Linked DNA regions of Homo sapiens: region 2 is linked to region 1. The links are chromatin contacts, found by Hi-C or POLR2A ChIA-PET in ENCODE. All regions are on one chromosome and are shown on one strand. The core of a region is the stretch at or near the end of the contact, and the rest is flanking DNA. Distances in the headings are between cores, read along the strand shown.

Region 1 (4,623 bases), core at 524-3,023:
GTTTTGATTTTTTATTGTTTAGATCAAGAATACGAACATTGAAACCAATTACTCATAAAGGGTGCTTCCTCTAGACCTTCTTATTGTCCTGAATTCCTATTTCATTAGCAAAAGTACATTTACATGAAATATATATATATATATATATATATATATTTCATATATATGAATCTGGCATAAATATGGATGCATACTTCCCATTATTAAAATTAGAATTCTTTAAACAAAACAAAATTTTCCTCTATTTTCAATTCTTGTCACTTCTGCCATTTGCTGCTTGAAGTCCTTAAAAAATATTATGTCTTCTGAATGCTTTCTAAGACTATAGAGAATATTGGTTGAATGAGGTTTAGAGTTGGCTAAAGGAGGGCTTTTTTGACCAGAAGTTGATTCTCTGAAGTTTTTTGTGTGTCTTTAACTTGTTTTTTTCCACTGATTAATCTTTCATAGTATGTAGTTATAATGGTAACCATCACGTACATCTGACCTACAATAAAGAAGAAAATGGACAGAAAAAAGATTATTAACTTTTCTTCCTTTTTTGTTCTTCTGTAGGTCTCATTCCTGTCAGTTAGACTTGAGGTCATGCTATTTCCTGTTGGGGTCACGAGGATGAATTAGTGATTAGACACTTAGGTGCTGGACTCAAAGGGACCTGGCTCCATCACATGCAAACTTTTTGTAAAAGAAGGTACATTGTTTTATAATGTGCGTTTTTGGTTGAATATTAAACTAAAACTTGAGAGCAATCTAGCTCAGGTAGACACTGGTGTCCTGAAATCATTTGCAATACATTTAAACTAAGATATACTAGATAAAGATATTAAAACAAAAGAAAAGGTTTAGATTTTATTCCATATTTCATTTATATTTTTACCAAACACCTATTGAATATCTAATATGTTCTAGGGAATGGACTTGGATCTAGAAACTTAAGAGTGAATGTGCAAATGCCTAGAATCTGTTCTGGTAAGAAATTCACTTCAGTAAAAAACAATACTAATATTATCAATAATAATCCATAATGTGATTTTTTAAAGCCAACTCATTTAATCTATTATATCTATATAATAGATTAGATTATAATCTAGACTGTATAATCTATAGTCTAGATTATAGACATTTAATAAAAACAAATTGAATTTTGTAAAAAAAGTACTTAATATACCTAGTAAAGTTTTATATGCCAAGTTTGTATTTTAATAATATTTTTATTTTAATAAATATCAGGAAGAAATAAACATAAAACATAGGAAGTGCATGTTCAGGTTATCTATTGTCATATTACAAACCACCTGAAAACTCAGTCGTATAAAACAACAATTATTTTTAAATTTTTGAACAGCTTTATATATAATTGACATATAATAAACTGCACATTTTAAAGTGCACACTTTGATAAGCATACATAGGTACACACCTGTGAAACCATCGCCAAAATCAAGATCATGACCGTATCCACAAATTTCATGATTCTGTAGGTCAAGGATTAGAGCAGCCATAAGCAGAGAGTTTGTCCCTGATACACGATGTTTTTGGCCACAGCTGTAGTTGTTTGGATAGCTGGGGGCTCCTGGGATGGCTAGAGTGGGATCATATGCCTGGAGTCTTCATTCTTCTCCATTGGATGTTTGCTGGGATGAGAAGGTCCAAGATAGTCCTTTGATAATGTGTCGTGGTGCCTGGGCTGGGATGGCTGAAACACAGGAGACCTAGCAGAAATTCTCTATACTCACCGCCATCTCCGGATAGTCAGACTTCTCACTCGGCAGCTGGCTTCCCCCAGGTCCGAAGTTCAAGAGACTTTCAAAAGACAGGAAGTGAAAGCTGCCAGTCTCTTTCAGCCTGAGCCCGAGACACTGGCACAGTTTTACTTCCACTATGCTTTATTGGTCAAAGCAGTCTCTGAGCCCACCCAGATTCTGGGAAAGAAGGACATTGACACCACCTCTTGATGAGATAATGTCAAAGAATTTTGACCATCTTTAAAGCACCACAACGCATGTTGGATATTCTATATTCCTGAGTGAAAGAAGACTTCAATTTGGTCACATGAACAAACTATTTCTGTGTTTTACAAGGGCAATAGTAGGGAAAGGAGGTGGTAGTAATATCAGAATTTCCATCAACTCTTCTGTCTTCGTTGCTGTTTATCAAGTAATGTTCTTCAAACAAACTGGAGTTGCTATGCCTTGATATGGTATAAATGAGTGTGTTTTGGATACAAATACACATGGTAAAGGTAATATGGTAAATACCATTGTTTATTTATATTATTTATATTATATTTATATTGTTTATTTATATTAATGGTATACTTTAGCCAAGTAAGTTTTTATCAAGATTCCAAAATATTATTGAGACATAATCAATTCAGTAAAAAACTATTTGAGATGGACACATCGGATTCTAGTGATGTTACTCCCCCAGGGTCTTACCCTATTGGGAATCTATTGTATAACTCACATATAACTGTACCTTTGGCCAGGCGTGTTGGCTCACGCCTGTAATCCCAGCACTTTGAGAGGCTGAGGTGGGTGGATCAATGGGTCAGGAGATCAAGACCATCCTGGCCAACATGGTGAAATCCCATCTTTACAAAAATTAGCTGGGTGTGGTGGCACACGCCTGTAATCCCAGCTACTCGGAAGGCTGAAGCAGGAGAATCGCTTGAACCCAGGAGGTGGAGATTACAGTGAGCCAAGATCGTGCCATTGCACTCCAGCCTGGTGACAGAACAAGACTTTGTCTAAAAAACAAACAAACAACTGTACCTTTATAAAAATTCCATCTTTTAAAAGTCTATAAATGGATCTGTTACATTTTAACAAACTACTAGAGGTAATTTCAAATAGATCACTTCAAATTTTCTGAATAAATATAATCTGTTGTGAGGATAGCATCTTGAAGAAATGTTATCAAGCCGTGGTAAAAATATATCTTTCCTTATATGTTCAACCACCATGTGAAATGTGTGAATCTAGCATAAAATGCAGTAAAAAAAAATTTTTTTTAAGTCAGTGAAATAAACTAAGTAAATTTTTCAAGAGAATGTTTTTATTGTGATCTTTTGAGTAGCACAAGGGAAACACAAAGTATAAATACGGTTTTTATACATGGAAAGGGGACACGTGACTCATTTAAGAGGAGCTAAATAATTATTAACAATTGTTTGTATTATTTAAATATTTGTTCAATGGCAGTGGCTACTACTTGTAAAGAAAGAGATACCCCATATCATCCTTTTGGATTCCACTTAACCATAAATAGTCATCTTGGTGGCCCAGTGGCCCTTGTTTCATAAATTTCTCACTGTACCACCATCCTAAAACATCTCTTCTGGCTAAAGCACACAGGAATGCAAAGAAGGAAGATAGACTCTTTATGAGTGCACATGTCCTTGCATACCTGTATTTCTATATCAGGGAGATCACAAAGAACCATTAAAAATGTAAGCCATTTGGAACACTAGAGCTAGAGGAGTGGCCAGATGGTAAAGATCTTGATCATATAGTACATCTGAAGGTGATGTATAGGGGCAGGAAGTATCTGCCACAGAACAGAGTTTAAGGCAGCGACATTCCTTGGGAGAGAAGTGGCAGCACTAAAAACAAGCAGTGAAAGCACCACATTTCCTTTGTTTTGGGTATCTTATACCTTTGGTTACTGAATGCTAAAGTCAAATCTCACGTCTGTTTCTTTAAGAAGCTCATGTCAAGATTTTTATTATTATTTTTTATTTTTTACAAGGTTATATCATTTCCATGGAGTTGGGGGATCACGTAACCAAGGTGAAAAGCAATTAAAATTAATTATTGTGATAGAGGTTAAGCTAGGTTAAAATACCTACCCAACCATCAACATTCCAGACTTCTAATGGAGATCTGTGTGTGCAGGGTGGTAAATAAGGGTTTGGCGTGTGGGGTATTAATTAATTAGCATCAGAAGAGAGAGAAGTCACACATGGTAGACAGTAAATATAGCTGGAGAAAAAAGACTCAAAAATATTTCTGTATTGCTGAGCCTTAAGTTCTAGAGTTTCAAACATGCTTGTTCAAAATGTAGCTTCTTTGTTCGTGGTCAACAAATTCCTCCCAGATGATGTCAGAAAGAGTGCCTTTATCTTTGGAACCCAGTGCAGGCCTAAAGTTTATTTCATATGGTATCAATACTTACTGAGAGTGTTTTATATATGATCCATTGTGCTAGGTTTTCAGGACACAGCCATGAAAAAGACAGGTTTCCTGCCCTTGAGAAGCACACAGGCAATAGGCAAGATTTTAAACATAATTAAATATAACAGAAAATGACCTAAAAAAGGAAATTCATATCTCAGAGAAGATTTAAGTGTTAAAAGATACAACAAAATTTAAATGTGAAGAAAAAGTGTTAGAAGAATCCAAGGCAGAATTTCTAACTATCAAAGTAGTTAAAATTTTGATAAATTTGACAACATAAAAGTAAAAAGTTATGCATGGCAAATAATACTCTAAGTAAAGCCAAAAGAAAAATGACAAACTGAGAAAAAATGTTTGCCACTCATAAATCAATGATTAAACTCCCTAAAGAGTTTTTATAAATCAATTTTTTAAAAAACCAACATCCCAGTAGAACCCAAGCAAA
Region 2 (4,664 bases), core at 350-2,849, 690 kb before region 1:
TGGAAAAGTTCTATAGAGCTTTGAGGGAAGTCCATTCAATTTCACTGGCATTCATAAATGATGACTAATGCATTCAAATAGAATGAGTAATTTACCAAATTACAGACATTTGGATGGGCTCAGAATGAAGATGTTGTTTGTTTGGATATGTCCTGAAGTGAATCTCAATGAGGTTTACTTTGTTATGCCTGACTCTACAAATAGACTTCAGTCACAATTTGAACAAAAGCCCTGACATGTAAATAAATGTGCAAATGATGCCCAGCTACATTATTCTTTTTGTCCTCGGACCACTCAGGAACAGTCAACTCCATTAAAAAATATCAGTCACAAATAGATGGCACCATTGTACTTATCACAAAAGCACCATAAAATAGGCTTCTCTTGGCAAGTTATCAGTGTTATACCCATTCTCTTCACGCCACAAAAACCAAGTCCACACATGCTACAAAATACCTCTCCTAGCAGCCATGGGCTACCCTACAAAAAGTGGACCCTCCACACTTGCATGCTAGTGCCTCATAATATTGGCATCTCCTATCGGACAGCACAAGAAAAGAGCTTTAAAATTCAGAATGCTTCTTTTAAAGGGCTTCCACCCACTGTTATGAAGCAGAGATGAAGGGCAACAGCAAACCCAATTTCCAGTCACAACAACATATGCATTGCTAAATGTCTTGTGATGGGGCTCAAACTCCAACACACTTTGGCAGTTTCTGTAAAGGTCAGAAATTCCAGGTGATAATATAAAATCAATCCTTCATATAATTGTTTCATATGTATCCCAAAATGAATTAGACCTACTATACATCTGGTCCAAAAATTCTGAACATTTGCTAAAGTTGACTGAAAAAATAAAAATATAACCTTTGCCTCATAAACTGAATTGAATTACTAACAAATTATTCTAGAGGTAATCACTTCATTACTTCAGCTACAAAATCTACCTAATTGGATTTTGATAATCAGGGGAAATCTTACTACTACCGTGTCCAAAGCAGTTCTGTCCATTTTCCTGCCAGAATGGTCATGATCCTGGCAACTGTTAGCCTGTTCATTCTGAGGCTTCATTCAAATACATATATACCACACCAAATATACCACAGATACAGCAGAAATGGTTCCTGAGACCTGGAGGATACAATCTTGCATAGAAGAGATATGTTGACCAAGTGACTGGAGGATCATAAGGGCTGTAAATTACCAGTACAAAATTCTGTGGAAGATTACCACAGAATTACCACAGATTCCCTTGTTCCCTAGTCTAAGGGAACAAGGATGGCTTCTCTAAGGAGCGATGTTTAAGCTGAGACTTGAAGGGTGGTGCTACTGACGAGGTGAGTAAGTAGCATGAGCAGGTAGGAGGATTCCAAGCCAAAGAAACAGGACATCCAGAGGCTCCAGACGAAGGAGGATGATGTATGTGGAACTGCACCGAGGCTAGTGTGGCTGGAGTAGAGAGAGGCAGGAAGTGTCTAAGGCTGAGGCACCAGAGGCAAGAGTCAGTCAGATCATCCTAGGCCTTAGAAACTTCTTAGAGCCTGTGGGTTTTATTCCAGAGATGACTAAAAGTCATTAGAAGGTGGAAGAGTTTTGCTAGGGCTGCCTTGACGAAGTACCACAGACTGAGTGGCTGAACCAATTCATTTTCTCACAATTCTGGAATTTAGAAGCCCAAGATCATGATGTCAGCAAGAATGTTTTCTCACAATTCTGGAATTTATTTTATCACAATTCTGGAAGTTAGAAGCCCAAGATTGCGATGCCAGCAAGGTTGGTTTCTTCTGAGGGCTCTCTCCTCGGCCTGTAGATGGCTGTCTTTTTCCCTGTGTCTTCACATGGTCTTCCTTCTGTATGCAGCTGTGTCATAATCTCTTCTTATAAGGATACTAGTAATATTGGATTAGGAGCCACCCATCCCAGTGACCTTATTTTAACTAAGTTAGCTCTTTAAAGAGCCTATCTCTAAACATAGTCATATTCTAAGGTACTGGGGGCTACGGATTCAATATATAAATTTTTCAGGGATGCACAATTCAGCCCATACCAGAAGGTTTAGCAGAGGGCAATTATATAACCCCATTTAGGCTTGACACGTGCACTCTGCTTGTAAGTTGGAAAGTGTAGCAGAGGGCCAAGACAGAAGGTGGGCCAAGAGCCAAGGTGCCATTGACAGGGCCTCTTCTGTAATCCAGGGAAGAGACCACAGTGGGGCAGGGCCCCAGCTTTGCTTCCTGGAGACTGGTGAGTATATCCAGACAAGAAGTAACTTGGGAAAAAGGACACCCATCACTTTGTACCAGCAGAGAAGAAGACAAGGGAAGCAGCAAGCAAATAGATTTGTAGCTATGATGTCAGGAAGTTAAGTTGGTTTGTTTTCATGGTTTCTCTTTTAATTTTCTTTGAGGTAGGACATCTGCTGAGAATGAGAAGAGAGAAAATTGCAGATGTGAATTGAGTAGAAAATATTTTAAATTGCCATTTCAGGGAGTGGGGAAGCAAGCTAACAAAAAATCTCATTAGAATTTCTATGCAGTGTTAAAAGCCCCTTAAGGATGAGTGACCACAGATTCAAAGTGGCATCCATGTCCCCTTTTTGTGGATTTTATTTTGCTGTCATGCTTGACTATGTGGGGACAGATGTGGGGATGGTGAAGAGCTGGATTATTCCAGAGTTCAGATTCTCAGGACAGAGTATTCTTCCTGGAGAACTGCAAGAGGAGTTCTGGGCCACAGCTGTTCCAGCTCAACCCCTGGGAATTTCCCAGGTGCTTGGAATTTGAAGTTATAATTTCACAAAAAAAGCCTGGGATGGTAGATGTTTTCTGGCAGTGCTGCTGAAATGAAAACCTCCTGGAAGCTTTTCACCTTGCTGTGTGGCTCCTGGGGACTCCTTGCACATCTTGAGGCTCCTCCTGTGTGCCACAGCTCCACATCTATGCTAGATTCATTGTGTCACGTTTATATTTTTTTCTTTTTTTTTTTTATCTTTTTTTTGAGATGGAGTTTCGCTCTTGTTGCCCAGGCTAGAGTGCAGTGGTGAATGGTGCGATCTCGGCTCACTGCAACCTTCACTTCCTGAGTTCAAGTGATTCTCCTGCCTCAGGCTAGAGTGCAATGGTGAATGGTGCGATCTCGGCTCACTGCAACCTTCACCTCCTGAGTTCAAGTGATTCTCCTGCCTCAGCCTCCTGAGTAGCTGGGATTATAGGCATGTTCCACTACACCCGGCTAATTTTGTATTTTTAGTAGAGATGGGATTTCTCCATGTTGCTAAGGCTGGTCTCGAACTCCCAACCTCAGGTGATCCACCCGCCTCAGTCTCCCAAAGTGCTGGGATTACAGGAATGAGCCACTGAGCCCAGCCTGTATTTCTTTACTTCAGCTATTTCAAATGTCTTCTTGCCTGCATATTTCCCTATATAGGAAACATGCTTATAATTTAGTACAAAAAAAAAGATTATATTCATGCCACATAGCACACAATAAAGCACAAGACATGATGAAGGGCTGCTGCCTTTATGTCATTCTCCTGGTTCACATGCTAAAGTACCACCAGGATTTTGGAAATTGAAAAAAAATCATTTCTCTTCTGAAAAAAATATGGAAATCTTGCAGAGTCTGAACACAAAGAAGGAAGGTACTTTGGGATGTCTAGGAATTTAATGCTTCCATCAGGCCATGTGTGCATGAGAATTCATTCCAAACTGTCCATTGTCTCCCCACAGCAAATGCGCGCGCACACACACACACACACACACACACACACACACACACACACACACACACACAATCTGTCACAGTATTGAGCTCTTCAGAAACATAGGAGTTCAGAGTTCACATATCTTGAAAGGATGGAATTTAAAGATACAATTTTCATAACATAAATTATTTTTAAATAAGCGCTACTTACTGTGTTTTATAGCAGTATGTGGGCTCTTGCTGTGTAATAATAATAAATTACAAGGGATTTGTCAATAAAAAGAAGTTGAATACTGTAAAATATTGTCCAAGCAAAGTATAGGTCTAAGATAATGCCTGAATGTTTTCAAAATATGCTTATCTGAAACTTATAGTTGAGGCAGGCATCAAATTTTCTGAATAACTTCATGATTTCCATGTTAAACATCATGGTATAAACTACAGTAGTAGAAATGGAACTTGGTGTATTCAGTCTACAATATAAAAAATAATACAGTTGTTCTTAAAAATATGTTATCTTTCCATTGTTTAGGTTGAGATTGCCAACAGGTAAAATTAGATGTACAAGCTGCTGAAAGGGAAGAAACACACTTGAATTTAGTTGCTGTTTGTAACTAGACACCTGAATTGGTAGGGAAGGAAGGGGCAGAAATAACAGAACACAGCTAGGTGGTATTTTTATTAGCTAGTATCCTCAGAGAATCATTTATGTGACATTCCAAAGATAACGAATAGGATCCCCCAAGTGAAAGACCCAAATAAGATATAATTATGACAGCCAGCTCCCCTGCAGTGATGGACTTTTCACTAATTTAGATACTTGTTTCTAAAATGTAGTGCATTTCTAGTTTCAGATCACTGAAATAGATATGTCCACAGAAAGTTATAAATTCTACAATTCTTATCACTTTGTTCAGAATTCTTGAAATTGAAGAGAAATATAATCTCTATAACAACTGGGA

What was found. Hi-C counts contacts between places; a loop is a spot of excess contacts on that map. ChIA-PET counts read pairs that join two places held with the same protein, here RNA polymerase II (POLR2A). Pooled maps may share reads with other maps.
Region 2: a map with no recorded cell type shows a loop between it and region 1 (4-fold over the local background). The contact joins the enhancer-like site here to the promoter of MROCKI in region 1. A Hi-C loop is called at or near these places in 2 of 168 maps with a recorded cell type or tissue (GM12878 and endothelial cell of umbilical vein), 8 of 37 single-sample maps with no recorded cell type and 5 of 50 pooled maps. POLR2A ChIA-PET finds 5 or more read pairs at or near these places in 1 of 52 experiments (WTC11).

What each region holds. Positions count from the first base shown.
Region 1 is chr6:113,871,574-113,876,196 of GRCh38, forward strand. It overlaps MROCKI (MARCKS cis regulating lncRNA promoter of cytokines and inflammation), which reads right to left and starts at 1,774. Exons shown (of 3, transcript NR_038863.2): 1 at 1,421-1,774. It overlaps LOC124901382 (a long non-coding RNA gene), which reads left to right and starts at 1,832. Exons shown (of 3, transcript XR_007059716.1): 1 at 1,832-2,250.
Region 2 is chr6:113,182,777-113,187,440 of GRCh38, forward strand. All of the region lies in intron 1 of LOC105377955 (a long non-coding RNA gene), which reads right to left. The region is part of intron 5 of LOC105377953 (a long non-coding RNA gene); the gene reads left to right. Among named protein-coding and RNA genes, the nearest start is that of LINC02518, 250 kb to the right of the region's middle. Within about 2 kb of position 1,600, at least 4 of the 41 ENCODE cell types and tissues checked have a DNase peak (open chromatin) inside an H3K27ac peak, as active enhancers do.